7 separate regions of the Homo sapiens genome follow, and all the other regions are linked to region 1. The links are chromatin contacts, found by Hi-C or POLR2A ChIA-PET in ENCODE. All regions are on one chromosome and are shown on one strand. Each heading gives the region's core, a stretch centred on a gene start or an enhancer-like site at or near the end of the contact. The rest is flanking DNA. Distances are from core to core; before and after follow the strand shown. Region 1 holds the start of TNRC6C (trinucleotide repeat containing adaptor 6C). Region 2 overlaps SEPTIN9 (septin 9). Region 3 overlaps SEPTIN9 (septin 9). Region 4 has its middle 140 kb from the start of MIR4316. Region 5 holds the start of PGS1 (phosphatidylglycerophosphate synthase 1). Region 6 holds the start of SOCS3-DT (SOCS3 divergent transcript). Region 7 holds the start of LINC01993 (long intergenic non-protein coding RNA 1993).

Evidence for each region. A loop is a pair of places that touch in the nucleus more often than their neighbours do. ChIA-PET counts read pairs that join two places held with the same protein, here RNA polymerase II (POLR2A). Pooled maps may share reads with other maps.
Region 2: a pooled map shows a loop between it and region 1 (15-fold over the local background). The contact joins the enhancer-like site here to the promoter of TNRC6C in region 1. A Hi-C loop is called at or near these places in 1 of 168 maps with a recorded cell type or tissue (CD8-positive, alpha-beta T cell), 1 of 37 single-sample maps with no recorded cell type and 9 of 50 pooled maps. POLR2A ChIA-PET finds 5 or more read pairs at or near these places in 24 of 52 experiments (AG04449, AG04450, B cell and 19 more).
Region 3: a loop to region 1 is called in a pooled map, with 2.8 times the contacts of the local background. The contact joins the enhancer-like site here to the promoter of TNRC6C in region 1. A Hi-C loop is called at or near these places in 1 of 50 pooled maps. POLR2A ChIA-PET finds 5 or more read pairs at or near these places in 7 of 52 experiments (AG04449, AG04450, CD4-positive, alpha-beta T cell and 4 more).
Region 4: a map of Panc1 shows a loop between it and region 1 (5-fold over the local background). The contact joins the enhancer-like site here to the promoter of TNRC6C in region 1. A Hi-C loop is called at or near these places in 10 of 168 maps with a recorded cell type or tissue (IMR-90, Panc1, aorta and 6 more) and 27 of 50 pooled maps. POLR2A ChIA-PET finds 5 or more read pairs at or near these places in 21 of 52 experiments (A549, AG04449, AG04450 and 16 more).
Region 5: a loop to region 1 is called in a pooled map, with 4 times the contacts of the local background. The contact joins the promoter of PGS1 here to the promoter of TNRC6C in region 1. A Hi-C loop is called at or near these places in 1 of 37 single-sample maps with no recorded cell type and 9 of 50 pooled maps. POLR2A ChIA-PET finds 5 or more read pairs at or near these places in 5 of 52 experiments (CD4-positive, alpha-beta T cell, Caco-2, HepG2 and 2 more).
Region 6: a map of naive thymus-derived CD4-positive, alpha-beta T cell shows a loop between it and region 1 (7-fold over the local background). The contact joins the promoter of SOCS3-DT here to the promoter of TNRC6C in region 1. A Hi-C loop is called at or near these places in 2 of 168 maps with a recorded cell type or tissue (both naive thymus-derived CD4-positive, alpha-beta T cell) and 9 of 50 pooled maps. POLR2A ChIA-PET finds 5 or more read pairs at or near these places in 6 of 52 experiments (A549, A673, CD4-positive, alpha-beta T cell and 3 more).
Region 7: a loop to region 1 is called in a pooled map, with 4 times the contacts of the local background. The contact joins the promoter of LINC01993 here to the promoter of TNRC6C in region 1. A Hi-C loop is called at or near these places in 1 of 50 pooled maps. POLR2A ChIA-PET finds 5 or more read pairs at or near these places in 2 of 52 experiments (K562 and activated B cell).

The regions. Positions count from the first base shown.
Region 1 is chr17:77,956,644-77,960,929 of GRCh38, forward strand. TNRC6C (trinucleotide repeat containing adaptor 6C) reads left to right here and starts at 2,060. Exons shown (of 23, transcript NM_001142640.2): 1 at 2,060-2,625. RefSeq lists silencers at 1,675-1,724, 1,745-2,204 and enhancers at 1,877-2,436, 2,437-2,995.
Region 2 is chr17:77,463,566-77,467,851 of GRCh38, forward strand. All of the region lies in intron 3 of SEPTIN9 (septin 9), which reads left to right. Among named protein-coding and RNA genes, the nearest start is that of MIR4316, 69 kb to the left of the region's middle. RefSeq lists enhancers at 1,700-1,759, 2,360-2,489, 2,441-3,192, 3,193-3,945. Within about 2 kb of position 1,861, at least 26 of the 41 ENCODE cell types and tissues checked have a DNase peak (open chromatin) inside an H3K27ac peak, as active enhancers do; they include B cell, CD4-positive, alpha-beta T cell and CD8-positive, alpha-beta T cell, where a contact is called at or near this core.
Region 3 is chr17:77,492,767-77,497,052 of GRCh38, forward strand. It overlaps SEPTIN9 (septin 9), which reads left to right. Exons shown (of 12, transcript NM_001113491.2): 10 at 214-310. Among named protein-coding and RNA genes, the nearest start is that of MIR4316, 98 kb to the left of the region's middle. RefSeq lists enhancers at 3,661-4,210, 4,211-4,286. Within about 2 kb of position 2,310, at least 9 of the 41 ENCODE cell types and tissues checked have a DNase peak (open chromatin) inside an H3K27ac peak, as active enhancers do; they include CD4-positive, alpha-beta T cell, where a contact is called at or near this core.
Region 4 is chr17:77,539,154-77,543,439 of GRCh38, forward strand. No RefSeq gene overlaps it. Among named protein-coding and RNA genes, the nearest start is that of MIR4316, 140 kb to the left of the region's middle. Within about 2 kb of position 3,037, at least 5 of the 41 ENCODE cell types and tissues checked have a DNase peak (open chromatin) inside an H3K27ac peak, as active enhancers do.
Region 5 is chr17:78,376,839-78,381,124 of GRCh38, forward strand. It overlaps PGS1 (phosphatidylglycerophosphate synthase 1), which reads left to right and starts at 1,811. Exons shown (of 10, transcript NM_024419.5): 1 at 1,811-1,970. The coding sequence starts at 1,828. RefSeq lists an enhancer at 1,700-2,661 and a silencer at 1,857-2,096.
Region 6 is chr17:78,357,412-78,361,697 of GRCh38, forward strand. It overlaps SOCS3-DT (SOCS3 divergent transcript), which reads left to right and starts at 3,037. Exons shown (of 5, transcript NR_110847.1): 1 at 3,037-3,362. It overlaps SOCS3 (suppressor of cytokine signaling 3), which reads right to left and starts at 2,666. Exons shown (of 2, transcript NM_003955.5): 1 at 2,339-2,666; 2 at 1-1,772. The coding sequence starts at 1,684. The coding sequence ends at 1,007. RefSeq lists enhancers at 1-75, 2,022-2,670 and silencers at 1,778-2,017, 2,428-2,707, 2,718-3,027, 3,088-3,287, 3,518-3,567.
Region 7 is chr17:78,275,925-78,280,210 of GRCh38, forward strand. LINC01993 (long intergenic non-protein coding RNA 1993) reads right to left here and starts at 2,568. Exons shown (of 7, transcript NR_073178.1): 1 at 2,520-2,568. RefSeq lists enhancers at 323-592, 823-872, 1,434-2,267, 2,268-3,101.

The sequences.
Region 1 (4,286 bases), core at 810-3,309:
GTGGTGGTGGCAGGGCTGATAACAGGATGACCAACCCGAAACATGAACGTACCCATTTTTACAGTTGTGCCTGGGGTTCCTACTCATACTTTATCAGTTCAAACAACCACTAATAAGTGACACTGCTCTGCAGTCTTAACATTCATGGCCACCATATGCCTCAATGTTTCTGGGTCAACTTTAGTTTCAAACATTATCTCTACTGTCACAGGTCCACATGCCAAACTATGAGTCCAGTTTGGGGTTCAGAACATATAGTCTCTATAGTTCTGCCTTTTCTCGGTGCTCAGAGTCTAATATCATTGGAGAAGAGGACGATTTTTGCCTGATTAAACTGAGGGAGGGGGATAAGAAAGGGAACCAAAGACAATGCTAAATAATGTATTTTGGTTCAATTTTCCAAAAAGTGAAGCTCTGCTTATCACAATGATTGGTCCACTCTGGTCCACCCAGATACCTGGATTCCTCATTTATGTAGCAGCAGTCTACTTCGTGGGCGCTGCCTATTTTGAAGATGTTATTTTGCACTCCCTTCTGGAGCATGTGATAATACCTCTACCTTTGAGAAATACAAAAGATGTAGGTTCTCTGCAGTCGAGAATTAAATGAACGTAAATAAAATGAATAGACAAGGCAGAAGCCTCCATGTCAGCTCCCTCTGCCTTCAGATCCTTCTAAGGGATGTGGGTTCTCGGGAGGGGAAATACACAACACGATACAACAGACATTTGACGACCCTTTAGAGGCTGGTTGTGAATCTGACTACCGGAGGGCTTAAAATATGGCAGTAAGAAGAAAGGAGCTCATGGGACCCTGAAGGGAAACGAGAGCGGGGAATTTGTCTCTTTCATCCACAGTCGTTTCAAAGCATGACACTTGCGGTAACAAAATTGCATTGCGAAAGTACTAGTGTGTTATTATCTCCTCTTCAAGACAGGGACACGTAGACAGGGAATGGCCTCTTCCAATACCAACTTCCAAGTAGCACTGCTGATCCTCCACTGAACGATGGGGGAAAAGCTAGCCTGCTTCTGCGACCTTGCATGAAAATGGAGAAAATTCTTGGTTTCAAAATCTTCTCCTGGCTTGAACCGAAAGTTAAAAAGGGACTTTTCGAATTGCACATTGCGCCTGACCTTACCTACCACTAATGAATAATGGATATCGAGGAGCCGTGGAATGGAGGATCACGGCGGCGTACGGAGCACCGGGGAGGAATCGTGGGGTGCGTAGGCGCCGGAGCGCCCGGGTTCGGCCCGGACCGAAGGCTTGCGCGGTGAAGGTGTGGTGTCTGTGCTCCGGGGAAAGGGCTGTCTCCCCGGGGGACTGTTTCGCAGCGAGGCTTGTTTTGCTCGCAGCTGGGCGCTCCCTGGGGAGCGACTGAGCGCAAGGGCGGGCCGGGAGGCGCGAGGCGAGCACGATGCTCCAGGGCCCCAAGGACTCGTGTGCGTGTGCGTGTGCAAAGTGGGGCGGTGCAGGGCGTGTGCACGGCACGGGCGAGACGCGCGCCGGTGCGGGCGCCGGGCGCCGCCGGGCGCAATTACAGCATAAAGCCCGGGCGCCGCGGGGCGCTGGCCCGGAGAACCCACCGGACGCGCAGAACCGGATCGGCACCCCTCCCGCCAGCACCCTAACGCGGAGCCACAGCGCCCAGGGACCGGAGGGCAGGCGGCGGCGGTAAAGGACACCACGCAAGTCTCCACGTAACCCCCCCGAGCAGTGCAAGCTCCCAGGACTGGCGCGCGTCCCGGCCACTCGGAGCGCGCACCGCTCGCACCCCGGCGCGCTCCCCGCGCGGTGCAGGGAACCACAGCGCGGGCGGGTATTAAGGGGAAAGGAGGAGGCGTGGCCTGGCCGAGGAGCCAATGGGCCGGGAGGGGCGCGCGGGGGAGGAGCTCAGGTGCAGAGTGCCGATTGGCCAGTTCGCCCTCCGGTATGCAGATACGGTGGGAGTCACGTGCTAGGGGCCGGGACGACTTCCTGTTGGAGGCCAACGCGGGGCGGGGAAGGGGGCGCGAGCGCCCCGTCTGGCTGAAGCGGGGGGAGGGGGGTTCTTGTCAGTTAGAGCAACAAGATGGCCGCGGTGGCAGCTCCGCACCTCAGCGCGACGGCCCCGGGAGCCGTAGCCGCCGCCGCCGGCCCCGCCGCCGCGCAGTCTTGAGCGCCGCCCGGGCCGCCCCCTGACAGGGCAGTCCCAGCGCCCGCCGCGCTCCCGCCGCCGTCACCGTCGCAGTAGCCGCGGGCCCGCCCGAGCCGGAGGCGGAGGGAGCGGAGCGGCCCCGCGCCCAGCCGTCCGCAGCTGCCACCGCCGCCGCCGCCGCCGCCTAGGACCCGGACCCCGCCGGAGCCGCATCCCGCCGGGCGTGAGGAGGAGGACGCGTCGCGGCGTTGCCGGGGCCGGACCTGGACCTGCCGGGACGCGCCGCCGCCCACTCGCCCGCGCCGCCGCCGCAGCCGCCGCCGCCGCCCGCGCCGGGACCTGAGTCCGTGGCGCCGGCGCTGAGCGGGCCCCCGCCGCCCGCGCACTCCCGAGGCCCTCGGGCGGTTGTTCGTGCCGCCGCCGCCGCCAGGCCCGCGCCACCGGAGCCCCGCGGAGCCGCCGCCGCCGCCGGGGACGGAGCCCAGGTGAGCGCGGCAGTCCGCCCGCTCCTCGCCGCAGCCGCAACTTTGCCGGGAGGTTCGCGGGCCCTTTGTTCGGCCGAGCCGAGCCGGGGCGGGCGCTGGCCCCTAGCGACCCGCGTGCGGCGCCAGGCCCCGGGCCGGCCGGGTTTGAGGGGAGCGGCGGGAAGCGGCCGGGGCCGGGGCGCGTGTGTGCTAGTGTGAGACGGGGCTGTGCAGACGCCCGGTGTGCATCACAATCAAACGGGAGTGGAATGGAGGGCTGAAGATGGATGTGCCCCCTCCCTTTTAAAACTCATGCAGCGGTGAAATTCGGTCCTTTCCGGGCAGCCCCCCGCAGATTTTGCACTGGTGATGGCAGGCGCGAACCCGCCGTGTTTTGGTGCAGGAGCCCGGTGCCGTTGTTTGGGGGAAGAGAAAAACCCGGGGCGTGCTGCGGGTGGGCGGAGAAGGACCCCTGGGCGCTCTGCGGCTCTGAAATCAGGTGGATTTTCTAACGGTGCTGCGGACTGCGGAGTAATGCGTATGAGGAAAACGAGCCGTACAACATCTGTCCTGTTATCAGATAACGTAACCCGAGCGCCTGGTTGCCGCCTCTGCTTTAAGCGGTGCCTCCTTTGCACCTTTACCTTGAGGACGAGATTTAATTAATTGATTCGTAGCTATGAAAATGTGCAGATGTGGATGTGGGGGTTCCCTGCCTGTTAACCTGGGGAAGAAATAACTGGCAAGCATGTTACACGGAGCTTTGGGGATCTTAGCAAAAATGAAGGCTTGCTGCTTGGATGTTGTGCCGGGAGGTAGGGGAGGAGGAGCCGCTAGATCGTGGCTGCACCTATTGCATTCGAAGGCATTTGACGGTATTGGTGATTCTGCACGTAATTAGTGGAGTTGTCTCAAACCTTTGCCTCCGCCAAATGAAACCTCCATTTGAGTGGTCCGCTCGGTTATTTCTAGGCGTGAACTGCGGATTCTAAACTCAAAATGGTGCTCTGTAGATGTCCAACTTCAGCGTCTTTAAGGAGTTGCAAGTTGGAGCCTTCTGACTGGGTTAATCCATTGTGTAGCCGAGGTTCGGTTTTTCTCGAGTGTCTGGTGTTCACGTTGACGTACTTCGGCCAGTACAAGGTAGCCAATTTATGGTGATCGCTGTGAGAGCCTCGTACGTCCCTGAATGTAATTTGAGCCTGCATAAGGCCTACTTTATGCAAGTGATTTCCTGCAGTTGGAATTGAATAACTATGCGAATGAGTTGAGACCCTGGAAACCTGGCTTGAGTGATTTCAGAGGACAGTGGTAGCTGGTTTGAAATGTGTAGGGGGTGTTGGCAATGATATTCATAGATTCCGGATTTCCTTCAGTACTGTATGAAAGAATAAATGATAAAACTTAGCCCCAGGCCAGATGAACTTGGTTAGTAGAGGGCACCTTGAAGAAATTTACATTGTTCCAGAACAGCAGAGGTGGCAATGGTCTTTGAGCATGTTTCACTGTAGCACCCCTAGGATGCTTTGTTGGGGGAAATAATGCAAAACAGGGTTTTTAAAATGACTAGTTCAGTTGTCGGAATTAATTTTGTGTGTATTAATAGAACAAAGTAATGATGTGAACAGTTGTAACTTTACCTATACTGAAAGTTTTTTTTCTACAGAAAGTTTTTAATATTT
Region 2 (4,286 bases), core at 611-3,110, 490 kb before region 1:
GGTGTGGTGGCTCATGCCTGTAATCCTAGCACTTGGGAAAGCTGAGGCAGGCTGATCACCTGAGGCCAGGAGTTGGAGACCAGCCTGGCCAACATGGTGAAATCCCATCTCTACTAAAAATACAAAAATTAGCCAGGCGTGGTGGTAGGCACCTGTAATCCCAGCTACTTGGGAGGCCGAGGCCGGAGAATTGCTTGAACCCGGGAGGCAGAGGTTGCAGTGAGCCGAGATCGCGCCATTGCATTCCAGCCTGGACGACAGAGCAAGATTCCATCTCAAAAAATAAATAAATAAATAAAATTTAAAAAAAAATAGTAATTCTCGATCGCTGAAAATGTCAAATCCTAGAGAACACAGCATTCCTACAAGTGATGTTAACATTGTTCTTGATCAGTTGTTGGCTGAAGATTCATTTGATGAATCTGATTTTTCCAGAATAGACGACTCAGATGACTCTGTTGTTTTGCTTAGAAATAACTGCAGGAACAATTTAAAAAATTTTTTTTCTTTTTAATTTTTTTGTTTTTTGAGACGGACTCTCTCTGTTGCCCAGGCTGGAGTGCAGTGGCACGATCTCGGCTTACTGCAACCTCTGCCTCCTGGGTTCAAGTGATTCTCCAGTCTTAGCCTCCTGAGTTTAGCTGGGATTACAAGGTGCCTGCCACCACACGTGGCTAATTTTTTGTATTTTTAGTAGAGACGGTGTTTCACCAGGTTGACCAGGCTAGTCTCGAACCCCTGACCTCAAATAATTGGCCCATGTCGGCTTCCCAAAGCGCTGGGATTACAGGCGTGAGCCACCACGCCTGGCCAGTTTTTATATTTAATTTTCACACAGAGCATCCAGTCAGATTTGCTTCAGCCTCAAAGAGCGTGTTTATGTAAAATTAAGTGAGTGCTGGCAGTGAGCTGAACTTTCTAAAAGGTAAAAGGGTTAAATATTAAACTCATCCAAAAACACCTTCACAGACACACTCAGAATAATGTTTGACCGGTTACCTAGGTGCCCCATAGCCCAGTCCAGTTGACACAGAAATTTTTTTTTTTTTTTTTGAGACGGAGTCTCGCTCTGTCGCCCAGGCTGGAGTGCAGTGGCGCGATCTTGGCTCACTGCAAGCTTCGCCTCCCAGGTTCACGCCATTCTCCTGCCTCAGCCTCCCGAGTAGCTGGGACTACAGGTGCCCACCACCACACCCGGCTAATTTTTTTTTTTGTATTTTTAGTAGAGATGGGGTTTCACCGTGGTCTCAATCTCCTGACCTCGTGATCCACCCGCCTCAGCCTCCCAAAGTGCTGGGATTACAGGCATGAGCCACTGCGCCCGGCTGACACAGGAAATTAACCATCACAGTTACACAGCCATCGCCATTAATCCCAGCACATTTCATCATCCCCAAAAGAGACCCTGCCCCCATTAGCCAATCCCCATTCCCAACTCCGGGCTCTCAGCCCCTAGCCACCGCTCATCTGCCTTCGTCTCTATGAATTCACCTGTTCTAGATAGTTTGTATAAGTGGAATCGTACAGTATGTGGCCTTGGTGTCTGGCTCCTTTCACTTGGTAGAATATTTTCAAGGCTCATCCACATTGTAGCAGGTGCTGGTGCTTCATTCTTTTTCATGGCCGAATAATATTCCATCGTGGATAGACCACACTGTGTATCTCTTCATCTGCTGATGGACATTTGGGTTGTTTCTGCTTTTTGGCATAATTCTGTTGTGAAGAATTCTGCAGTGAGTGCTGGTCTACAGGTTTTTGTGTGAACATGTTTTCATTTCTCTTGGGTAATTGCAAGATCATGTGGTTTAGCCAACCAGCCTTTAAGCCATGTGTCTGCTGAGGGACCCAGGCCTGGTGGGGGTGCATTGCTGTGCTTGGCCAGCCAGGTGCTGCGAGTCCGTGTCGCAGCCATTTCTCTGTGCTGTGCTCTGAGGTTGTCTCGCCGGCACCGGGCACTGTGAGCCCCAGGAGGCCAAAGCCCCCTTTGTTTTATCTTGAGTCCAGGCCTCGCTCCATGAACTAGGATGAATGGACATTGAATCAACGCAGGGATGGGTGGGGCTGGGGTGGGGACGCAGAGTGACCCCGGGGGCCTGCAGCTGGGTCCTGGCTGCTGACTTCCAGTTTCCTTTGCCTGTTGGAGCCCAGAACAAGTCAGAAAGGGGAAATGCAAAGTTCGAGTGTCTTTTCTGTGGTAGACTGGCAGGCCTGGGTGGGTGAGCCACTTGCAGCTAGTTGCAGCGTGAGAGAGGAAGTGGGAGGGGAGGGAGAGGGTGAGTTTGGTGTAACTCACCCCTGGAAGGAGGCTGGGCTGAGGCTGGGGGAAGTGACTTTTATTTTTCTGAGAGGATTCTTCCCTGGGGCCAACTTCAAACCAAGGGAGACAAGACCTTCCTGGGGGAGGCTGGAAGTGCTGGGGCCCCCAGGTGGGCAGGTCTCCCAGGGCCAACGTCTTGGGGAAGCTATAAGTTACCATGTTTCTGGACTGTCACACACACACACACACACACACACACACACACACACACACACACACACACACGAGTAAACTGTAACACAAATGTGTGCCCATGAAAGTGCCCACTTTAAACCACCACACAGCCTGTAAAGCGAAGGCCCTGGCCCGCATCTGGGCACCCACTGCCCAGCCAGCCGGTAGGCAGTTTGCACTGTAGTCTGTTACCATCCCTCAGAGATGCAGCCGAGGAGCCCAGCTGGCTTGGAGGGCCCAGTGGGCGCAGCCTCAGGAAAGTGGTCAGGCCCGGGCCAGGCCCCTTCCCCCTCCCAGCCTTGGGAGAAATTACCATATGAATGTAGCTCCTTCCCGGAGTTCGGGCTGGAAGGGCCTGGGAGGGGACAGGCTCCCACCCCAGGAGCTTCCAGGTTCCGGCTGCTGCCTGTGTTAGCTGCGTGAGCGTGAGCGAGCCAGGGGTCACTACTGGGTGGAAGGAAGAAGCGGGCATTTCTTCCAGGAGGTCACCGTTGGAGTCCCACAGTAGGTCAACCCCAGGCCCTGGGTCCTCGGGAGGAGGAGAAAGAAGAGAAGCAGGAGGTGTGGAGGGTAGGCCAGGACCAGAAGGCACACAGGGTCGGGGCAGTGTGGGAGACCCTGGGGGCTCCCTCATTTAACCAGCTAACATCACAGCGTTCATAAGAACACGCTATTACTGCAGTTTTATTACTTTGCTCTGATTTCAGAAGGCACAACTGATGACTTTAGGGAACGGAGAATCTGAGGAAGGCCTCGCAGGAGAGGGTCAGATGCGATCGAGTAAATGTGAGCCGTCTGTAAACTGTAGAGTGCACGCACAGCACCGGTCAGCCCTGGGGTCAGTGTTCCCCTGGTGCTCAGCTCGGCCTCTGCACCTTTTAGTGCTCGGCTGGGCTCTGTGGGGGTCAGGGCTGGGTCTGGTACATTAGAGGACTTCTACCAAGCCCCTGGCAGTGTCTCAGTTACTAAATCCAGTTTGCCAGTTACTAAATCCGCTCTGCCGGTTCCCGAATCACTCTTCCGCTGGGGCCGGCCATGTCACGTCAGGCTTTTCATGCAGGACGGCAGATGGATAGACGCTGGGACCAAGTCATCCTTGGGCCGCGAGACGTCTGACCTTCTGCTGGTGTCTCAGAAGATGCTAGCTCTCCGTGGCATGTCTTCCACGCGGTGCTTGGGGACCAGTGGCCTCTAAGGGGCCCCCCTGCCTCAGCGTGGGGAGTGGCCTGGCCAAGGTCTCAGTGTCTGGTTGGAGCCAGGCATAGGCTCAGGTGTACTGGCTGGAGGCCTCCTGCCCATGGGCTCTGCCTGTCCTGTGTCCCTGGTCCTTACTGTGTCTTCTGTGTTCCTGGGAGAGACCCCAGGGGCCCTGAGCCCAGCACTGGGGTTGGGGAGTGGGCGGGGAAGAGGGTGGGGATTAGGGTCCCTGGCTGCAGAACAGCCAGGCCCCAAGTCCCCACTCCACTCCCCTCCCACCGGGCGCCTCATCCCACACTGACCATTTCCTGAAGAAAATTTCCTGAACCGGCCTCCCACCCCGGCTGTCCCAGGAAGCCCATCCATCCTTCCGCCTTAATGCTTTGTGGCTCCAGAAGGATGGTGGAAGCCGGAAATCATGAGTCTCATTCACAGGCGGCCACACACCGAAGCCGCGGAGACGCCGTGGGAAAGGACTCTGGCCAGCGCGGCCGGCACAGAGGGAGCGGTGTTACCGGGGTAGACGGGAACCGTGGCTGCCCCCATGCTGGTCTGGGAGAGACGAGGGGCCGGACGAAAGGACAGCAGACTGGCCATT
Region 3 (4,286 bases), core at 1,060-3,559, 460 kb before region 1:
GAAGGGTGGGTTGGGGGTTTGGAGGACCTTAAGCCATGAAATTATATTCTTGGGGCCAGAGGGCACTGAGCCCAGGTGTCTGTACCCAGTGCTGTCAGGCTGAGGCTCTCGTTTTTGGGGGACCCCAGGCTCAGGGCAGCTCCTCCCGGGGGCCCAGGGGAGGGAATTGCCTTCCCGCACATGTGTAACCAATACCGTCTGCCCGTTCCCCAGGAGATGATCCCATTTGCTGTGGTGGGCAGTGACCACGAGTACCAGGTCAACGGCAAGAGGATCCTTGGGAGGAAGACCAAGTGGGGTACCATCGAAGGTACTCGCCGCAGGCGCCGGGGCTCCAGACAGATGGGAAGACAGTCTCTTCTGCTGACCCAGAGCCTGTGGGCCACGCCTGAGCCAGGGACTCGTGGAACCTCATCCACTGCCTTGCCCCACCCAGAGGGAGGGGTCTCCTTGTCCCCATTCAACCCTTGGGAAAGTGAGAGGGCAAGTGGCCTGTGCAGATGCCTCCACCCCAGACCTCCCCCCGGGCAGGGAAAGATTCAGGGAGACAGGAGCTGGGATGGGGGCCGCCAAGTTCTGGATCCTGGTGCAGGCTCTTTCATAGGCACCTGTGTGGCCCTGGACAAATCGCCCAACCTCTCTGGGCCTAGAAAAGGGGTGGGCTGTAGCTCTGTGAGCCAGATGGACCCTCGGCCCCTTACCCTGCTGAAGTTCCTGGGACCCTCACACCTTAGTCTCTTGAGTGGCTGTTGTAACCAATTAGCACAAACGAGGGGACTTAAAACAACACAAACGTATTTTCACAGTTCCAGAGGCCAGAGGTCCGAAATCAGGGGCTGTTTCCTTCTGAGGCCCTGAGGACCAGCCTCATCCATGCCTTCCTCCTTCTGGTGGCGCCTGGCATTCCTAGTTGTATTGTAAAGGCATCACATGCTCTAATCTCTGCCCCATTGTCACAGGGCCTTCTTCCCTGTGTCTCTGTCCCGTCCCTCCTCTTCCTTTTTTTTTTTTTTTTTTTTTGTTTGAGACGGAGTCTCGTTCTGTCACCCAGGCTGGAGTGCAGTGTTGCAATCTCAGCTCACTGCAACCTCTGCCTCCTGGGTTCAAGTAATTCTCCTGCCTCAGCCTCCCGAGTATCTGGGATTACAGTCACGTACCACCCACCTGACTTAATTTTTGTATTTTTAGTAGAGACAGGATTTCGCCATGTTGGCCAGGCTGGTCTTAAACTCCTGACCTCAGGTGATCTGCCCACCTTGCTTGGCCTCCCAAAGTGCTGGGATTACAGGAATGAGCCACCGAGCCTGCCCTCTTTCCTTCTTGTCTTTGGACAAGGATGCCTGTCTTTGGACTTAGGGCCTACCCTAAGTGGATGATCCCATTTGGAGATCCTTAATGAATCTATAAAGAAAGACGTTTTCCAAGTAAGGTCACAATCATGGGTTCCAAGGCCTGGACCTTGACCATGTCTTTGAATGGATGGGAGCCCCTGGGGGGCCACAGTTCAACCCACTCCTGGCGGTGACACCCCGGGAGGGATGGGCCCGAACGTTTCCTTCCCCTTCCTCTCTCTGTCCCTTCATTTCTCATTAGAATGGAAGAGGGGAAGGTGCAGAGGGAAATGCAGCAGGAAAAGCCACTTTGTTCTGGGAGAGCACTTGGCTGAAAGGCCCAGTAGAGCAGGAAGCACAAGTCTCTTAATCTTCCAGGGCCTCAGTTTTCATCATCCACAAAGTGGGTGCAGTGTGCCAAGATTTTAGTGAGTTGAGAGACTGTCCCAAAGACCACAGAGCTTTTTGGGAAGCTGTTGCTCTAAAAAAATGGTCATAATGACAATTACCAGGAGGCATCAGACACTCCTGTGCCACTGGCTAGACATGGGTTATCTCGTTTCATGTCCGAAGCTCCCCGCACCCACCCTCCTTGCAGAGTTGAAGAGGTGCTGTGAGCAGAAAACCTGCCAAGGGACCCAGAACGGGAGGCGGCTCTAGAATCTACAGCTCCAGCCCTGCACCAGACTCCCTCGAGATGGGAGTTCATGCCTGGAGGAGGGTGTGGAGAGGCACACGGGCCTTTCCCCTGTCTGCACTCCTCCCCTACCACCACCCCTGCCGGGCCCACCCTGCGGGAGCTGCCCAGCTGGGTGCAGCCTGGGTGTTTTCCAGTATCCGCCTGTGGTGTCAGGCTGGCTTGCCTCCCCTTGGCCCCTCTGCCTGCAGTTCCTCTCTTCCTCTCTGCCCAAAGAGTTCTTGCTGTTTAGGAAACTTTTTATGAAAGGCAGGTTTGGGAGAGTTAGGGATGGATGGGCCTGGGACGGGCCGGCGGCTTTGCTATGGGCGTGCCTCTGCTGCACCCTGGTGGCCAACCTTGAGTACCGCAGGTGGCCGGTGACAGAAACTGTCAGGAAATGCACAAGAGAGAGGTCCCCGCACCTCTCTGACCTGTGCGTTGTTGAGCACCACTGGCTCCAGCTGAGGAAGAGTCTGGAACCTGTCAGGACAGTTGTGAGGTGGTGGGGCCCACTTTCCAGCAGTCTTATATGAGGACCCTGGAAATGTGCCTTCAGCACTGCTGGGTTTTTATATCAGGGGCCCCATGAGTTCATAGCTGACCTGACACCCGGACTAGTAAGGGCTGTGCCTTGTTCTTGCCTCCCACTTGGTGAACAGCATCTTGAGGTATCTTTCCCATCCTTAGAAACCACCCCAAGTATTGTCAATAGAAATGTGGGGTGTAATTGATCACGCCATGAACTCATTTAATCCTCATGTCCCTGAGAGGCGGGTGACGTTATTATCCACATTTTATGGATGAGGAAACTGAGGGAATGAGAGTAACTTGCCCGAGCCAGGGAGTGGCGATCACACACTCCAACTCCAGCCTGAGAGCCCCATTCTTCCTGCCGGCTCTCGCTGCCCGTCAGTGTTAGATGAGAGTGCTGCTGGTCAGTCTGCAGGAGGTTCTAGTGTGGACACCGCCCTACACAGGGCCGTGGCAGGAGGGCCTAGGCAAAGGCAACCGGCATAGCACTGAGAGCACTTGAGGGCTGGGCAAGGTGGAGGCCCCGGCCCTGCCTGCTGGCCTACCAAGTAAAAACTAGACATTTTTAACTTGGGGAAAAGCCATGTGGCTCTGCGATGGGGCAGCCTGGAGCCAGGTGTATGGGTTCTGCATCCCGCTCCAGCCTTATGCACTGTGGAGCTGAGACAGACACAGTTCTTGCGTTCTCTATGCCTCATTTTCTTTTCTTTTCTTTTTCTTTTTCTTTTTTTTTTTTTTTGAGACGAAGTTTCACTCTTTTGCCCAGGCTGGAGTGCCGTGGCGTGATCTTGGCTCACCACAACCTCCACCTCCTGGGTTCCAGTGATTCTCCTGCCTCAGCCTCCTGAGTAGCTGGGATTACAGGCGCCTGGTACCAGGCCTGGCTAATTTTTGTATTTTTAACAGAGACGAGATTTCATCATGTTGGCCAGGCTGGTCTCGAACTCCTGACCTCGTGATCCACCCACCTCAGCCTCCCAAAGTGCTGGGATTGCAGACGTGAGCCGTGGTGCCCAGCGTCTACGCCCCATTTTCGTAAGATAATGGGGATAACAAAGGAATCACAAGAGACACTTGCAGGTGTGTGAAGACGAAGTTCATCACATGGGAGGGCACCGGGTGTCTTTATTTGCCTTCCCTGCCCGGCTCCCCACCTCCAGTGATGCCGTTCACTGCCCTCCTTGTTAAAAGGCCTTCTGTTATATAACAGTTACACATGCCAGGCACCGCGTGTTCATATAGGAGTTACGAAGCACAGCAATAAAATGACCACTCTGAGATGGCCACCAGCTCGAGCCCGAGGGCACTTGTGGGTGCCCGTGGTCTCCTGCCCAGTCTCCCTGAGAAGTGGCCACTGTCCCGAGCTTGGGCTTGTATGTATTGTGTGAAGTGCACATGTCCCTGAGCAATGTTTAGCATTGCTGATTCTTGAGCTTGTGAATGGTCGTCCACAGTACGTAGCCCCTGTGTGTGTCCCTGTGTGTGTGTGCTCTGAGCGCACACAAGGTGGATGGGGCCGTGGGGGTAACACCCTGTGGGCCACAGGTTTTCTTTAAAATCCCAGCTCCGATTCCTGCTTCATCCCATTCCCAGCAGCCCAGCCCCCTGCCTGTCTTCAGGCCCCTGCTGGGACGTCCTGCTCTCCCTGGTCACCCCAGTGGTGCGGGGGCCCACTGCCCTGGCTTCTCCACTGTGGCTTCCTTCCATGCTCCTATTTGGCCTGGTCACTGTGCCATCTCCCATTA
Region 4 (4,286 bases), core at 1,787-4,286, 420 kb before region 1:
AGCACTTTGGGAGGCCAAAGTGGGCAGATCATGAGGTCAGGAGATCGAGACCATCCTGGCTAACACGGTGAAACCTTGTCTCTACTGAAAATACAAAAAATTAGCCAGGCATGGTGGCGGGTGCCTGTATTCCCAGCTACTTGGGAGGCTGAGGCAGGAGAATGGCATGAACCCCAGAGGCAGAGCTTGCAGTGAGCCGAGATTGCGCCACTGCACTCCAGCCTGGGCGACAGAGCGAGACTCCGTCTCAAAAAACAAAACAAAACAAAAAATAAAATGTATCTCTTGGAGATGACACATAGCTGGATCTTGCAGTGTTATTCAGCCAGATTATCTCTGCCTTTTAAGTGGGATGTTCAGTGCATTTCTGTTAAGCGTGATTATAGATGTAGCTGGATTTAGATCTGCCATTATGACATTTGTTCTCTTTTTGTCCCTTCTGTTTTTTTTGTTTTGTTTTGTTTCCCTGTTTCTCTTTTCCTGACTTCTTTTAGGTTAATCATATTTTTTGGTATCCCCATTTTAATTAGTTTATTGGCATTTTAGCTGTACTTTTGCATTTTTAATAGCGGCTAACTTAGGGATTATAATATGTGATACTGTGATATAATAAACAATATATATTTGGACTTTGTTCCTGGTAGAAGAGCTTCTAAAACTTTTAGAGTTTCCTGAATGATAGGGGTGAGAGTCTTGTTAGCCTTAATAAGCCCCTTTCAACCATACCTGAGTTTCTGCTTAGGAGGTGAATCTTGGTGGGCCCCTCCTAGGTAGCAAGACAGGGTCTTGCCCTGTCCACCAAGCTGGAGTGCCGTGGTACAGTCTTGGCTCACTGCAGCCTCAACCTCCCAGGCTCAAGCAATTCTCCCGCCTCAGCCTCCAGAGTAGCTGGGACCACAGGTACATGCCACCATGCCCGGCTAATTTTAAAAAATATTTTTGTAGAGATGGGGGTCTGACTATGTTGCCCATGCTGGTCTTGAACTCCTGCCTCAAATGATCCTCCTGCCTTGGCCTCTCAAAGTGTTGGGATTACGAGCCCCCACACCCAGCCTCAAAGGTGTTTAAAGAACATCTACTTTGTGCTCAGTTTCCTCACTCCTCCATGGAAAGCCTGCAGTGGCTCTCCTTTGCCCTCAGGATACAGCCTGACTCCTTAATCTGGCTTGAAGGCTCATCCTTACCTGCAGGGCCAGGGCGGCTCCTCTCTTGCCCCTTCTGTTGTGTATTTTGCGCTCCAGTTTCTCCGAAGCACCAGGCTGGCTTTGCCATGAGCCATGTCCAATGGCTCCTTCCACCCGGACCCCTGTCCCCACTGCCATCAGCTGACTTTCCCTGTGGCACTCTGCTGACCTTTATTCACATCCTCAACACACCTGCCACCTTCTAGGTGTGGCACTTCCTGCTCCTCCAGATGGGCTTAAGTGGGCACAGCCAGAGCTCCCATGCCTCATCCTGGCAGTGACAACGTGTGGCACCTAAGGGAAGCCCTGACCCCAGTCCTGCCACCGCCTTGTTCTGGTGGGCTCTGTGAGGATGCACTGGATGAATTCACTAGTGCAGCAGTGCTTCGCCTTCCAGAGGGACCGTCGGAGCCAGCCCCGCGTTGCAGGGACCTGACGACCCTGAGGTCCAGCCTTCCCCGATGCCCAGCCCAGCTCAGTCCACTGTGTCCTCTTTGGCCTCTTCCCATCCTGGTTTCTCAGTCGTTCTCAGCCAAGCCACAGGACTGGAAGCTTTGTCGCTTTCTATAAGGACTTGCCTGTCAGGGGGAGTTAGTTCGAAAGGAACGGGGAGTGAAGACTCAATGTGAATTTCAGGTAAAAATCTCCGGGTCTGAGGAGACTGGGTCTGACAGCCAGTGCTGGCCTCGGGGACCCTGATGGAGACGTTCACACAGGTGCCCAACTGCAGGACGACCCTGCCGAGGAGGCACCTGCTGGGGCCAATTAGAATTCCTCGTTCTGGGCTGGGTTAATTTGCATAAACTCTGAGCCCCCAGGAAAAATCTTCCGCGAGGCCTCTTCCTCTTTGTTAATTGAAAAAGGCTCTTTGTCTGTCTTCAGCTGTCAGCTCACATGCGGCCTCCCCAGGCAAGCCTTTCCCAGCTCCTCAGACCAGGCAGGTCGCCCCTGCGGTCTCCGCGTCTCCTCCCCACACCTCAGCTCACCCACTCGGAATTATCTGTGAGTTTCCTTCCAGCTTCAGCGCCACAAGGACAGGGACCTTGTCTCTTCCTGTGGTGGTTGTTTCTATCATCACTAAATCCATACCTAGTGCACTAGCGCACGGTAGAGGTTGTTTGCTCAATGAATGAATGCATTTCCTTGTAGGACCCCCGGCTGCCCCGAGTGAGCCACACTCCTTACAAAGACCAGGCAACTACGTTGAAGAAATGTTGATATTTATCAAGAAACACTCTTCCAACCATTTTTAATTTTTTTTGGACGTTAAAGTATTTATTGGGTCGGGTGTGGTGGTTCACGCCTGTAATTCCAGCACTTGGGGAGGCCGAGGCGGGCGGATCACTTGAGATCAGGAGTTTGAGACCAGCCTGGCCAACATGGTGAAACCCTGTCTCTACTAAAAATACAAAAATTAGCCGGGCATGGTGGCTCGTGCCTGTAGTCCCAACTACTTGGGAGGCTGAGGGGGAGAATCGCTTGAACCCGGGAAGGGGAGGTTGCAGTGAGCCGAGATTGAGCCACTGCACTCCAGCCTGGGCGACAGAGCAAGACTCTGTCTCAAAATAAGATAAAATAAGATGTATTAGACAAAAACTGAGAGTTCTTACTTTAAATTGATTTGGAATTTTGGGTACACTTATATATTTTTTTCTAAAATAAATTGAAAGTGAATCATAGGAGAAATATTACTTTATATAAATATTATTAACTTGTTTTAAGTACTTATTAAAAACAACAACAACAAAGGCCAGGCATGGCCCCTTCCACAGAGAGCTGGTCAGCCAGCATTTTCTGCAGCTCTTACCCCAGCTGCCTCTCTTCTGGTTTCTGAGCCTCCCCACCCCCACTTAAGGAGCTTACAGCTGAGCAGGAGAGATAAGATGTTAAGTGCGTGGAAAGATTATTTTTTATTTTTGGAAAGTTGAACATTTTAAGCCAACATCCCATGAGGCTGTGGGATTAGGCTGGAGGTAGAACTTGCTTATCCCATTTGGAATTGCTGAAGCTTCCCAGAAAGGCTTACTTCTTCCTCTTTTTTTTATTTCTAAAATTCTGCAGAAATTCTTCCATGCCCAGGCTAGCCTTGGGAGAAGAGTGGATGTCAAGATGTCAATGATGTATTGGAACGATGGGTGGGAAAGAGAGCCAGGGGGAGCTTTTAAGATAACATCAGAGGAATTGGCTTTCAAGGGCGTGGTGGACGATTTTGAGGACTGGCTAATGCATTTGATCAGAAGACGGGTGGTGATGGGCTGTGTTCCTATCCTGGCTCCCGTTTCTAAAAACAGCAGGCACTCAACCAGCCCTCAGGTGTCCCCTTTGTCCCAGGAAGCTTGGCAGAAGGAGCCAGGACGTCTCCAGAGGAGCAGATGGCCCTCAAAGCTGGAGGACCATCAAGAAAGAGCCTCCCTGGTGAGGAGAAACTTAGGTTACTGATATGGGAACTCAAAAACTCTCACTTCTGTGTACCCAGGAGTTCCTATTCATCTCCCCAGGAATCTTAAGTATCTGAAGGACCCGGGGCAGTTGCACAGAGTGGCCATCGGGTGTCAGTGTGGAATTAGAAGCCCTGCCTGCGTTCCTTCGCTCAGCTGCTTGGCTTTGAGTTAGATGCTCCTGGAAGCTGGGCCCGCAGCCCCATGCAGGCTGGGAACGGGGATGGAGCCGTGAGGATTCTCCCTTAATTTAATGGCCCCGTCCACTGAGCTGAGAACATGGCTGTGATCCTCAGCTTGGGCAGTTCCTATTGTATTGAGGCTTTGGAGTGCTTATGAGCTGGGCTGAGTCACGCTGATAAAAAGTTAATTTCTATTTGCTGTGGCTCAGTAATTGGATGAACATGAAAGCAATTAAATATTAAAACATACAAACAAATAACTAAGTCACTGTAATTAGCCAAAGTTTGATCACTGTCATATTTATTTAGGAAGAGGTGATATGTCTCAGCAGGTGACATTTTAAATACCCCGGGCCTCTCTGGTGTTGTCTTTGGAGAATGCTGAATAATGTACAGAGAATTTAATTAAACCCTGTTGTAAATCAGCCATGATGACAGGGAAATGACAGCCACATGTTGAAATGAGAATTAGTCCACAGCAA
Region 5 (4,286 bases), core at 561-3,060, 420 kb after region 1:
GGCAGACTATGATTATGTCCTACAGCTTTTCCAGTTTCCAGGTCCCAGCCTATGTGGGTCAGCCAGGGAGCTGCATATTACAGATCAGAGATCACCTCTCCTGCCTTTCAGAATGCCACAAAGTTTTCCATTTTAAAATTAGCTGCAAAAAGTGTTCTTGGGCCGGGCGCGGTGGCTCACGCCTGTAATCCCAGCACTTTGGAAGGCCGAGTTGGGTGGATCACTTGAGGTCAGGAGTTTGAGACCAGCCTGGCCAACACGGTGAAACCCTGTCTCTACTAAAAATACAAAAATTAGCCAGGCGTGGTGGCGCACGCCTGTAATCCCAGCTATTCCGGAGGCTGAGACAGGAAAATCTCTTGATCCCAGGAGGCAGAGGTTGCAGTGAGCCAAGATTGCGCCATTGCACTCCAGCCTGGGTGACAAGAGTGAAACCCTGCCTCAAAAAAAAAAAAAAAAAAAAAGTGTTCTTGGTGTATGAGGATGTGCTCCGTCAGCTTTTTGGGCATAGAACTGTGTGTTGCCAGGGGCCAGTGATATCTGTGTACTTGGGCATATCAGGAGGGTGGAAGACTGTTCATCTCACACAGATTTGCTTAGGCTGTTCTGTGCCATGGAGCTGCAGCCTCTGGGGCTAACAGGGTGAAAAATGATTCCTCTCTCAGTCTGGTGGGGATTTTCCGTGGTTCTGTGCACCTTAGTGAGTCAGCGTTAACCAGGTTACAAGACTTTGTACAAGAACAGACTTTGTTCAAGTTTAACACCTTAGGGGTGTTGTACAAGTCTAAAGAACACCCTATCAATTAGAGCCTCAAACAGTAATTCCCTCACTTATCAGTGAGAAGTCCTTTTTTTTTTTTTTTTTTTTTTTTTTTGACGGAGTTTTGCTCTTGTTGCCCAGGCTGGAGTACAGTGGTTCGATCTTGGCTCACTGCAACCTCCACCTCCTGGGTTCAAGCGATTATCCTGCCTCAGCCTCCTGAGTAGTTTGGGATTACAGGCATGGGCCACTGCGCCCAGCTAATTTTTTGCATTTTTAGTAGAGACGGGGTTTCATCAGGTTGGCCAGGCTGGTCTCGAACTCCTGACTTCAGGTGATCCACCCGCCTCTGCCTCCCAGAGTGCAGGGATTACAGGCGTGAGCCACTGCGCCGGCCGAGGAGTCAATCTTGACAGCCAGTGGTCAGGCTCGGTGGCTCATGTCTGTAATGGCAACACTTTGGGAGGCTGAGGCTGGATGATCTCTTGAGCCCAGGAGCTCGAGACCGGCCTGGGCAACGTAGTGAGACCCCCATCTCGACAAAAAAGTAAAGAATTAGCCGGGCATGGTGGCACACGCACTTTGGTGGTCCCAGCACTTTGGGAGTGGTCCCAGCACTTTGAGAGGATCCCCTGAGGCCGGGAGGTCGAGGCTGCAATGCGCCAAGATCGCGCCACTGCACTCCAGCCTGGGACACAGACCGAGACTCTGTCTCAAAACAAACAAACAAAAGCTTTTTTGACAGCTGGTGAGTTGGAGCCAAGCGTGACGGTGCTAGAGCCCCTGCGCCGCATCCTTTCCTCCGCGACCTGTGACGAGTGACTGCAGGAATGCAGGCCACCTGGCGCCCTTACGGATTTAACGGGCCGGCTTCCGACCCCCTCCTGCGGCGCGACCACTGTTCCTCGCCTGTGTCCCCCAGAGGGGAAACTGAGGCTTGGGGGCGGTGCAGCGCCGCCCTCCCCGAGCCAGGGGTTCCGCGCCTGCGCGCCTGAGCCGTGTCCGCGCTCGCCTTTGTCAATAAAGTTCGCGCCCGCCGGGAGCGGAAGCGGAAGCGGCGAGTCTCCATGGCGGTGGCGGCGGCAGCTGCGGCGGGACCCGTGTTCTGGAGGCGACTGCTGGGCCTCCTGCCTGGCCGCCCAGGGCTGGCCGCGCTCCTGGGACGCCTGTCCGACCGCCTCGGCAGGAACCGGGACCGCCAGCGCAGGAGGTGAGAGGGGCGGCCGGGATGAGAGTGCAGCCCTCGCGGCTGCAGCCCGGCCCCCCGGCGCTCAAACTCCCGGCCCCAGCGTCCTGGGCATCCGCAGCGAGTCCCTCCCCGGTTTCCGGGCCCATTTCTGCCTCCCGGGGCTCGGCGCCTGACCTATGTGCTTCTTCACTGGCCTTCTTGAGGGAGGGTGGGCGGCTCGTGCTCCATTATCGGCCGGGTCCAGCCGGCGGGCCTCCTGCGCAGCCCGGCCAGTCCTTGCTCCCCGTCTACACCGTGCTTGTTGGCGAGCCCCGGCCACCGTGCACTTACACGTTAAAAGAGGGACTGTGTGTGCGTTCAGGGAGCTTCGGTCAAGCTCCAGAGGCTGTTTATATCATGGTTTCGGCCCCAGGATGTGAGTGTCGGAGAGTTCAGAGGGGTCTTTTCCTTAGGTAAGCCTGGCTGTGAGTGAATCACCGTTGCTGGGATTTTGTGTATAGAGCGTTTCTCACATCCTGCCAGAAAAAGCTGTGAAGCAATCCTTAGTAACACTCAGGCATGGGAAGAGGAGCCACTCGAAACACTTTTTACACATTTCAAAGGGCCTGTGTTCTGGAAAAGTACTGAAGTTATGTAAATGATGAAGTAGGCTTTGGAGCAATTTGTTCAGGCAGTGGTCTTTTAAAATAAACATTTGCCAAGAACATGCTGACCTGAGGCTTGCTAATATTAAAAAAAAGGGGATAAATAATTCTTGGCCGGGTGTGGTGGCTCACGCCTGTAATTCCAGCACTTTGGGAGGCCGAGGCAGGTGGATCACCTGAGGTCAGGAGTTTAAGACCAGCCTGACCAACATGGTGAAACCGTCTCTACTAAAAATACAAAATTAGCTGGGCATGGTGGTGCATGGCTGTAATCCCAGCTACTTGGGAGGCTGACCCTGAGGCAGGAGAATCGCTTGAACCCAGGAGGTGGAGTTTGCAGTGAGCCAAGATTGCCTCATTGCACTCCAGCCTAGGCAACAAGAGCAAAACTCTGTTTCAAAAAAAAAAAATTCTCTTGTGTGCAAATAGTTTTCTTTTCTTTTCTTTTTTTTTTGAGACGGAGTTTCACTCGTTGCCCAGACTGGAGTGCAATGGCGCAATCTTGGCTCACCTCAATCTCCACCTTCCAGGTTCAAGCGATTCTCCTGCCTCAGCCTCCCGAGTAGCTGGGATTACAGACATAAGCCACCACACCCGGCTAATTTTGTATTTTTAGTAGAGACAGGGTTTTTCCATGTTGGTCAGGCTGGTCTCTAACTCCCAGCCTCAGTTGATCCACCTGCCTCGGCCTCCCAAAGTGCTGGGATTACAGGCGTGAGCCACCGTGCCCGGCTGCAAATAGGTTTCTTAATTGAGTCTTACACTTGATCTTTAAAAAAAAAAATCTTAGAACTGCTTCCTTTAGTTGAGGTTGCATTGTGTTAGATTTTCTATCTGTACGTGTACTCCTCGGGTGAGATTTGACCTCCTGGGGTCAGACATCTAGTACAGAGATCTGGGGTCCAGTCATGTGTACTGATTCTAGGTACAGAAAAGAGCTTGCTTCATGGTGATCTATGGTGGAAGATTTTCATCGAAAACTCAAGTTTGATTTAGGGGAATTTTTAGGTGATAGAATCAGGGCAGGATGGCGCTCTTGGAAACCTGCTAGGTTTCACGTTGGTGAACCCAGCAGGACTGGGGCTGTAAAAGAAATGGCCTCTGCATTTTTTGCATTTTCATTTTTTCAGTGTTTAACAAAAGACCTGCTCATCTCTGGGTGACGAAGTCAGATGACTTCTACGTCCTGGCATCAAACCACTGAGATTTGGTTTACAGTTTCAAAAAAATGTTCTACCCTTGAAGACAAGATTTAGGTGACTTTGTCATTTCCCTCTATATGTTTAAACTATATGAAAAACACTTCATTATAAATCATTGTTCAACATTGGAATTGATTACTAAAGGATGTTGGGGCAGTTGACACAAATATTTTAAAAAAGAAATCTCTCATGAGTGTGCTTTTTTTCTTTTTCTTTTTCTTTTTTTTTTTGAGACAGAGTCTTGTTCTGTCACTCAGGCTGGAGTGCAGTGGTCTGATCTCGGCTCAGTGCAACCTCTACCTCGTGGGTTCAAGTGATTCTCCTGCCTCAGCCTCCAGAGTAGCTGGGTCTACAGACACATGCCACCACGTCCGGCTAATTTTTGTATCTTTAGTAGAGACAGGGTTTCACCATGTTGGCCAGGCTGGCCTCGATCTCCTGACCTTGTAACCTGCCCACCTCGGCCTCCCACAGTGCTGGGATTACAGGTG
Region 6 (4,286 bases), core at 1,787-4,286, 400 kb after region 1:
TCCCCACTTCCCTGGCTGTGGGCTGGCTTGGTGCCCTCCAGTGAGTCCCTCAGCCTCTCCACCCATCCAGGCTGAGTATGTGGCTTTCCTATGCTGGGTCCCTCTCCATGGGACAGGGAGCATTTAAGGCGAATCTCTTAGCCAGACATAGTCAGGAGGCACAGAGTAGAATCCCCTGTCTTCTCTACCAGGAGCCTGAGGTGAAAGATGTCCCGTCTCCTCCATCCTCCCGCTCCATCCACCCAGGTACAGGAAGGTATAGTATGAGTAGGAAAAGGAGACCAGCTGACCAGCCCATCCATCCCCTCCAAATGTTGCTTCCCCCTTAAAACGGAGGAAGGGCCCTGGGCTCTCAGGCACCAGGTAGACTTTGGAACCTGTGTTTTCGGTGACTGTCCCGGAGGAGAGGATGTGGGGTACCAGGATGGTTCCCTTCAGGTCACCCCAAGCCCTTCTCCCCGGAGCCAGGGAGAGGAGCATGTCACCAGGATCCTCGCCTGGGGTGGGCGGGGGGTGTGACCATTTCCTTCGCCAGCCCGCAGCCCTGGGGCCCTCAGGACCTCTCTCTCTTCCACCTTTCCCAGGCTCCACAACCAGCTCAGGTTTAAACCAAATCAAAGAGCAAACAAGTTCCGTTGGAAAGTTTGAAGATTCCCTGGCAGTTCTCATTAGTTCAGCATTCCCGAAGTGTCCCCTGTTTGGAGGCAGAGGGGAAGCTGAGGAATTGAAGGAGAATCCACTTGTGGTTGCTATCGTCCCACCAGGACAGCTGGCTCCTCCGGAGAAGCTGGAGACTCAGGTGGTACTCCCCCTTCCCTCCAACACATTCCAGGTCCGCCTGCCACATTCTGCAGGGAGAGGGCAGAGGGAGGGGCCTGTCCGCCCTCTTTCCCCCCAGAGCTACAGGACTCTCTCCTGGTTGGCTTCTTGTGCTTGTGCCATGTGCCACGGAGGAGAGGGGCCTGCGTCCCCTCTCCCGACCCATGCCCTTTGCGCCCTTTACCCCTTAAAGCGGGGCATCGTACTGGTCCAGGAACTCCCGAATGGGCCCCGGCAGCTGGGTGACTTTCTCATAGGAGTCCAGGTGGCCGTTGACGGTCTTCCGACAGAGATGCTGAAGAGTGGCCACGTTGGAGGAGAGGGGCCGGCTCAACACCAGGGGGATCTTCTCGCCCCCGGAGTAGATGTAATAGGCTCTTCTGGGGGGACTCCCAGGGAGTGGCTGGGCAGACGGCTGCTCGGGCACCTCGGAGGAGGGTTCAGTAGGTGGCGAGGGGAAGGAGGGGGCTCCAGGGGGCGGCATGTAGTGGTGCACCAGCTTGAGCACGCAGTCGAAGCGGGGCACGGGCTGCGTGCTCCGGGGATCGCTCTGCAGAGAGAAGCTGCCCCCCTCACACTGGATGCGCAGGTTCTTGGTCCCAGACTGGGTCTTGACGCTGAGCGTGAAGAAGTGGCGCTGGTCCGAGCTGTCGCGGATCAGAAAGGTGCCGGCGGGCTCGGCACTGAGCAGCAGGTTCGCCTCGCCGCCGGTCACTGCGCTCCAGTAGAAGCCGCTCTCCTGCAGCTTGCGCACTGCGTTCACCACCAGCTGGTACTCGCTCTTGGAGCTGAAGGTCTTGAGGCGCAGGCTGGTGTCCAGGGGGCGGCTCATCCCGGCGGCGGGAAACTTGCTGTGGGTGACCATGGCGCACGGAGCCAGCGTGGATCTGCGCGGCGGCGGCTGCAGCTGCTTCGCGGCCTCCGCACAGCGGCCGCTACCGCATCCCGGGGGGCTGCGGAGAGGAAGGCGCGAGCGCGTTGAGTGCCCGGAACCCTCCAGCGCGCCCGGCCCGCCCCGGCTCCCCTGCCTTCGCCGAGCGACTGGGGCACCCACTGCCCCGGGGGCCCTCTCCTGGGCCCGCGCTCCGATCCAGGCGCCTCACGGAGCCCGCACGGCTCCCGCCCCTGCCGGCAGGGTGGCCCCGGGCAGCCCCTTCCCAGGCGCGCACTGCAAGGGCGCAGCGTGGGAAACTCGCGCGCGGAAGTTAGGTCTCCAGGAGTGTGGCCGGGTGGGGAGCAGGAGAAGGGCCCCCGGGACTGCCTGGGCGCCGCTCAGTCCAGTAGCCCCGGGCGGTGTGGACGGAGGGAGAAACCCGAGGCACGGGGGTAGGGAGGGGACAGGAGAAGCCCGAAGGCCCCAGCCGGAGTATTCCGGGAACCTGGGATCTCCGGCTTCCATCCGCTCTGCCCCTACCTCGTCACCTCCCTGCCGGGAATGACCCGGGAAGGGGAGGGGAAACCGGGAAAAGCTCCCGGGACTGAGCGAGACCCCTCCCCACGCCGCGCTCCTCCTTCCTACCTGGTCCCGAATCGAAGTCTCCGTCCTTGGGGCTGAGCCCCCTCGGGTCCCCAAGGCGACGCGGCGGCGAGACGGCCAGCGGTGGCCCGCGCTGCGCCCAGATGTTGGCGGCCGTGAAGTCCACAAAGGAGCCTTCGCGCGCGCGTCCCTCGAGCTTCCCCTGGGCGCCCGCCCTGCCCCCTGCGCACCCCCGGACCAACCGGGAGGGGACCAGGAGAGGGACCGCGGCAAGGGGCCGCGGCGGGAGCTGGGCCGGGCGGGCGGCTGGCGGCTGGCTGCGTGCGGGGCCGAAGCGGCAGCAGCGGAGCAGGGAGTCCAAGTCGGAGCCGCCGCGGAGGCCGCGCTCGCGGGTATATAGGCGGCCGCCGCGCCCCGCCCCCCGATTCCTGGAACTGCGCGGCCGGCCTTCTTGTAATGTTTAGTCACTACTCGCAGCAGAGAAAGGCTGAGCGCGGAGGGTGAGGGAGGGGCCGCGGGCGCCGAGGGCGGGCCGCGAGCAGGGGCAGGGACCGGGAGGGACGCGCGCGGAGACAAAGCGCGACGAGAGGCGGCCGAGGCGGCCGGTGGGCGCGGCGCCAGCCCCGGCGGCGCGTTCCTGGCAGCGGCCCCTCCCCGCCGCGCGCTCCGCCCCCAACTTCTCATTCACACTTTCCCCCCACCCCCCTCCCTTCTAAGAAGGCTGATTTCTGGCAGAGGCGGGGGCGCCGCTTCGGGAGAGCGGGCAGTTCTAGGAGGCCGACCTGGAGAGCCTCCCGGTTCCCCTTCCCCTTTTCCCGGACCCCGCGGGGACACCCCCTCGCCGCCACCCGGGCCTCCCCGAGGGCCCAACTGCGGGTCAGGCGGCCCGGGCCAGCCGAAAGGGAAGTGGGGCTACCCCACAGCCAGGCAGCGGGGCTGGGGTCAGACCCGGGAGCCGGAGGTTGGAGACGTGCGACAGTCACCTGCGGGCAGATTCCAGAGGGGAGACCCAGGGCTGCAGGGGACGCCCCTTCGTGGCAGCTACCCAGCCTCGGCCCACTGCCAGGTTCTTTGCCAACCCTGACGCGAGTGTGGAGCCCCCCTCCCCTCCCCTATGAAAACGCTTTCATGCACTGGGGTCTGCAAACCTGGTTGGTCCGGTGTGGGTTGGGCCAGGTGCTCTCGGCCGGGCTGGAGAGCTCGAGGTGGAACGATGGCCCCAACCTACGGCCCGCGTCCGCCAGAGGGCGCCCTGGGGTCTCCTAGGGGAGGGCAGTTTGGTGCTGCGCGGCCCAGGCCTTGGAATAGGCACGCCAGGGATCTGCGGGAATGGCTGTCTCCGGAGCTGGAAAGGTGGCCGAGAAGGGGGCATTCACACCCCAGGCTGGGGTCAGACCTGGGAATAAAATTCTAGCAGGAGAGAATTTCCGGAAAGCAGTTTTCCGGGGTTCAGGCTACTGCCAGATGGCCCACACCCCCTGGAATGTGACCCCCTGCCTCTCTTGGGGTGGGGGAGGACTTGATCACTGGCGGGGAGGGGGTAGAGGGGAGGAGAGGAAGTGATTGAGGTGAAAGATTGGTTTGCTGCTGGTCACGTTGGCACTGACGTAGATAGTTTGGGCTTGGAGACCCGGGGCCAGCCTTATGAAGGATGGCAAGTTTTGTCATCTTGTCCCCAAATGGGCTGTGTGGTGCTGGGGACACCCGAGAGCTGCCTCAGTGGCATTTAGATTTTCACCTCTCGGGATGCAGACGCTGTGGGCCTGGGGCCCTGCGCTCTTCCTAGATACCAGGATAATGAGGTGCTGAAAGGGAAGGAAGAGACTGCCGCCAGGGACAGGGAGCTTGGGATGCCAGAACCCAGAACTGGCCCTTTTGCCGGCCCTGGAATTGATAGGTGCGCACTGCCTTTGCCACTGTATCCTCAGTCCGTGCCATCACCTCTCCCCAGCATGTGCTGGGGACTCAGTGAGATTTGGACAAGACACAC
Region 7 (4,286 bases), core at 1,318-3,817, 320 kb after region 1:
CGGCCTGGCCAACATGGTGAAACCCCGTCTCTACTAAAAATATAAAAATTAGTCGGGCCATGGTGAAGCATGCCTGTAATCCCAGCTACTCAGGAGGCTGAGGCACGAGAATCGCTTGAATCCAGGAGGTGGAGGTTGTGGTGGGCCGAGATAGTGCCACTGCACTCCAGCCTGGATGACAGTGAGACTCCACCTCAAAAAAAAAAATTGAGTGCACAGGATTCCAATTTCTCCACATCTTCACCAACACTTGTTATTTTCTGTTGTTTTTTTTTTAAAAAAAATAGTAGCCGTCCTAATAGGTATTGAGTGGCGTCGTCTTGTGGTTTTAGTTTGCATTTCAGGCTCCATTTGACTTCGGCTGGTTTGAGGTGAGTTTCTGTTTCTTGTAACTGGCGCTAGTTCAGGTAGGCTCAGCAGCTGCAGAACTCAAAGAGATATGTTCACCCGCGTTCATAGCAGCATTATTCATTTGCAATAGCCAAAAGATAGAAGCAACCCTAGTGTCCATGGATACATGAATGGATAAACAAACTATGGTCTATCCATACTGTGGAATATTATTCAGCCTTAACAAAGGAAGGAAATTCTGACCTATGCTATCATGTGGATGAACCTTGGAGACATCACACTAAGTGAAATCAGCCAGTCACACAAAGACACATACCAGCTCAGCAGCTGCAGCACGGTAGCCAACAATAGCAGCTGTGGCTTGTGGAGAAGTTTATTTCTCCTTCTGTAACAGCCCAGGGCGGGTGCACCCGGTCTATGCAGCCCTACTCCCTTAGGGGACCCAGGCGGATGCTGCTTTGCTACCTTGACGTGGAGTTTCTGAGCTCGCTCTGCCGGTTGCCACCTGGGTCCCCAGGTGGGAGGGTGGAGCACCTGCCAGGATTGATGGGCTAAGGGCGGAACTTTCCCCTTGCATTCCATCAGGGGTATTTATCTTTTTTTTTTTTTTTTTTTTTTTGAGATGGAGTCTTGCTCTGTCACCCAGGCTGGAGTGCAGTGGTGCGATCTCGGCTCACTGCAACCTCCGCCTCCCAGGTTCAAGCAATTCTCCTGCCTCAGCCTCCTGAGTAGCTGGGATTACAGGTGCCACCATGCCCAGCTAATTTTGTTATTTTTAGTAGAGACGGGGTTTTGCCATGTTGGCCAGGCTGGTCTCAAACTCCTGACCTCAGGTGATCCGCCCACCTCGGCCTCCCAAAGTGCTGGGATTACAGGAATGAGCCACCGCACCCGGTCTCAGTTGATATTTCTAAGAATCTGCATAGAATAGACCAGCCGACCCTGGATCCTATCAGAGGGTGGAGGCTGGGAGGAGGAAGAGGATCAGGAAAAATAACTAATGCGTACTAGACTTAGTACCTGCGTGCTGAAATAATCTGTACAACAAACCCCAATGTCACGGGCTTACCTATATAACAAACCTGCACGTGGACCCCTGAACTTAAAAGGTTTTTTTAAAAAAAGAGGGTCGGGTACAGTGGCTCACACCTGTAATCCCAGCACTTTGGGAGGCCAAGGTGGGTGGATCATCTGAGGTCAGGAGTTCCAGACCAGTCTGGCCAACATGGTGGAACCCTGTCGTCTCTACTAAAAATACAAAAATTAGCCGGGCATGGTGGTGGGCGTAATCCCATCTACTCGGGAGACTGAGGCAGGAGAATTGCTTGAACCTGGGAGGCGGAGGTTGCAGTCAGCCGAGATCACACCACTGCACTCCAGCCTGGGCGACAGGGCAAGACTCTGTCTCCAAAAAAAAAAAAAAAGGGGAAGCCTGTTGCCCAAAAGGGCTGCTGTGGTACCTAAAAATGTGGGCTTTCTCCTTCTGGGAGGGGGTAGGAAGAAGTCGCCCCCACTCTCCAGGCCCACGGCTGCCCCGCCCCTGCTCACCAGCCGGCTGGCTGTGGCAAAACTAAAGCCTGCCCCGTGCCCTGAGCCCGGCATGTTGTTCAGCCTCTCTGAAATGGTCTCCTTGGATCATGGGCAGAGATGGTACGATGGGATCCCACCCGAGGGGTCCCGGCCGGTGCTCACGGGGCTGGGACCAGCTGCTCTTACTCTGTTTTTCTACCTTTCTCAGCCACTTGGAGGAAGAGAGAATTTTGTTACCTTTTACAGGTAAGGACGCTGAGGTTCACAGGATAAGTCACTTCCAGCCAGGTGTGTGTGACCTCAGATCCATACTCAGAGGGAGGTGGGCTGGGCAGAGCCTCCCACCTGCTCCCCTGGAGGCCCATGAGTCTGGGCACTGGGGCCCCAATTCCTATAAACCGGGGTTGATTACGGAGGACTCCCCTCACCTGCAACCCCGCCTCCCACCACAGAGCCCAGGCAGCAGGGAAGCCTGGAGACAGGCGCAGAGCCTCTGGGCCTGGGTGCCTACCCCTGCCCACCCCCAGGGCCTCAGGCCACAGGAGACCACCTAAAGCAGGAGCCGGGAGTAGGGCCCAGGCTGGGCTGGCACAGCTGGGCCTGTGAGGGGTGGAGGGGCCGCTGGGGAAGGGACTTACCAGCAGCAGCTCTGCTGGGACCTGGGAGGCTCTCCTCATTTCCAGTAACAAGCGGGGGTGGGGGCAGTGGGAGGGAGGAGGCGGCTTTCCCCAGGTGCCAGCTGTGCTTGAAGACAGCCTGTCCCCTCTGCTGTCTCCTGTTCTCAGCTCCTTAATCCCCTCCCCGACCTCGTAGTTGACTCCTGGGCTGACTCCTCCCCTGGAAGGGAAAGAAGAGCCGGGCTCACCCACACCCAACAGGTGCAGCAGCTGCTTGAGGTCACAGTTGCTGAGAAGGGAAGCTGAGGCCAGTGGCAGCTCCAGCCAGGGTTGGTGCAGCCTGCTGAGGGGTCGAGGTCACCCAATCACCCACCCAGCTCCACCTGCCCCCACCCCTCCCACCCAGCCTGGCCACCAGCCCAGACACCTTCCTCACATGGCCTGAAGACCCCTGCTGACCTGTGGCACCATGTGGCCCAGCAGGGTGGCCAGGCTGGCCGGGGTCATGGGGTGGGGGACGCTGCTCCCCACCTGCCCTGGGGTGGTCGGTGCTGTTGGGGAGGCCACTCTCTAGGGGCATCTGCCAGGTAGGCAGACCAGAAACTTACCCCGAGTTCTGTGACCCGCTCCGGGGAGCGGGGCATCTCATGTCCTCTCAGCCACGTCTGAAAGCTGGGACATGGCAGAGTGGGCAGGGCTGCCCTCTGAGCTGACCCCCTTCCCCTCCTCCCCATCTTGTCTCTCCTCAGATCTAGGGCTCACTCTGAGGCGTGGGTGACACTTGCCCCCCAACCCCAGCCTCTTCAGTGCAGGGAGGCAGGGCCTGAACTTCGGAGGGCCTTGGGGCAGGTTCCTGGGGCTTGCAGTGAGGCCTCCCCTTTCCCAGGGAGAGGAAGGGAGAAGCCGCGTCTGGCGAGGGAAGCCTGTACCCTCACCCTCACTGTGTCCAGATCTGCACCCCTAACCTGGCCTGGGGAGACTGGCACCAGGTGGAGCTGGTCCCCAAGGAGCCCCAAACCCCAGAACATCTGCTGCAGGGGTCAGCTCTCAGGGGGCCCCAGGGCCAGTCCTCTCTGCACCCCACCTTCCCTGCTCAATGTGGCTTGTAGGAGGTTATGCAAAGCATTATGCAAAGCACATGCAAATGAGACCCAACCACAACTGGTCACTCTCTCCAGGCAAGACCACTGAAGCCCTCTGGTCATCAGCAGGAATGCAGGGGCGCCTATGGCAGGCCGGACTCCAGGTCAGGCCTTGGGGCAGTGAGGAAGAAGGTGCATGCCAGGTAAGCTATAGTCAAAAGGGAGGGACACACACCACCAGGCGAATGAATGAAGCAAATCAATGGCACTCCTCCCTGCCCCAGAATTCAAAATGACAGACCGGTGCAGACAGATGCATGTGTGTTCTGAGAGGTGGTTGTGTACAAGCAAGCTCACTCCTTCAGTCTCCCATTCATTCACTTATTCTGCAAACTCGGTGTCTATTATGAGCCTGGGCTGTTCCAGGGGCTGGGGATATCCCAGCAGATGAAAATGCCTGCTTTGCAGGGCTCCAGTAGGGAGAGAAAGATACAGGTGACAAGTCAGGATGAGCAAGGAGGACACACCGGTGTATGTTCCAGAAACCATAAGGAGGCTGGAGCCAGGCACAGGGAGCCCTGGGCCTTGGGAAGAGTATGGTCTGTGCAGGGGCCATGTAGTGGGAGGGGGCCCTGCAACATCAACCCAGGTGCCCTGGGGAGGTTGTGGTGGAAACAGGCAGAGCACGGAGGGAACCAAGTTCCCC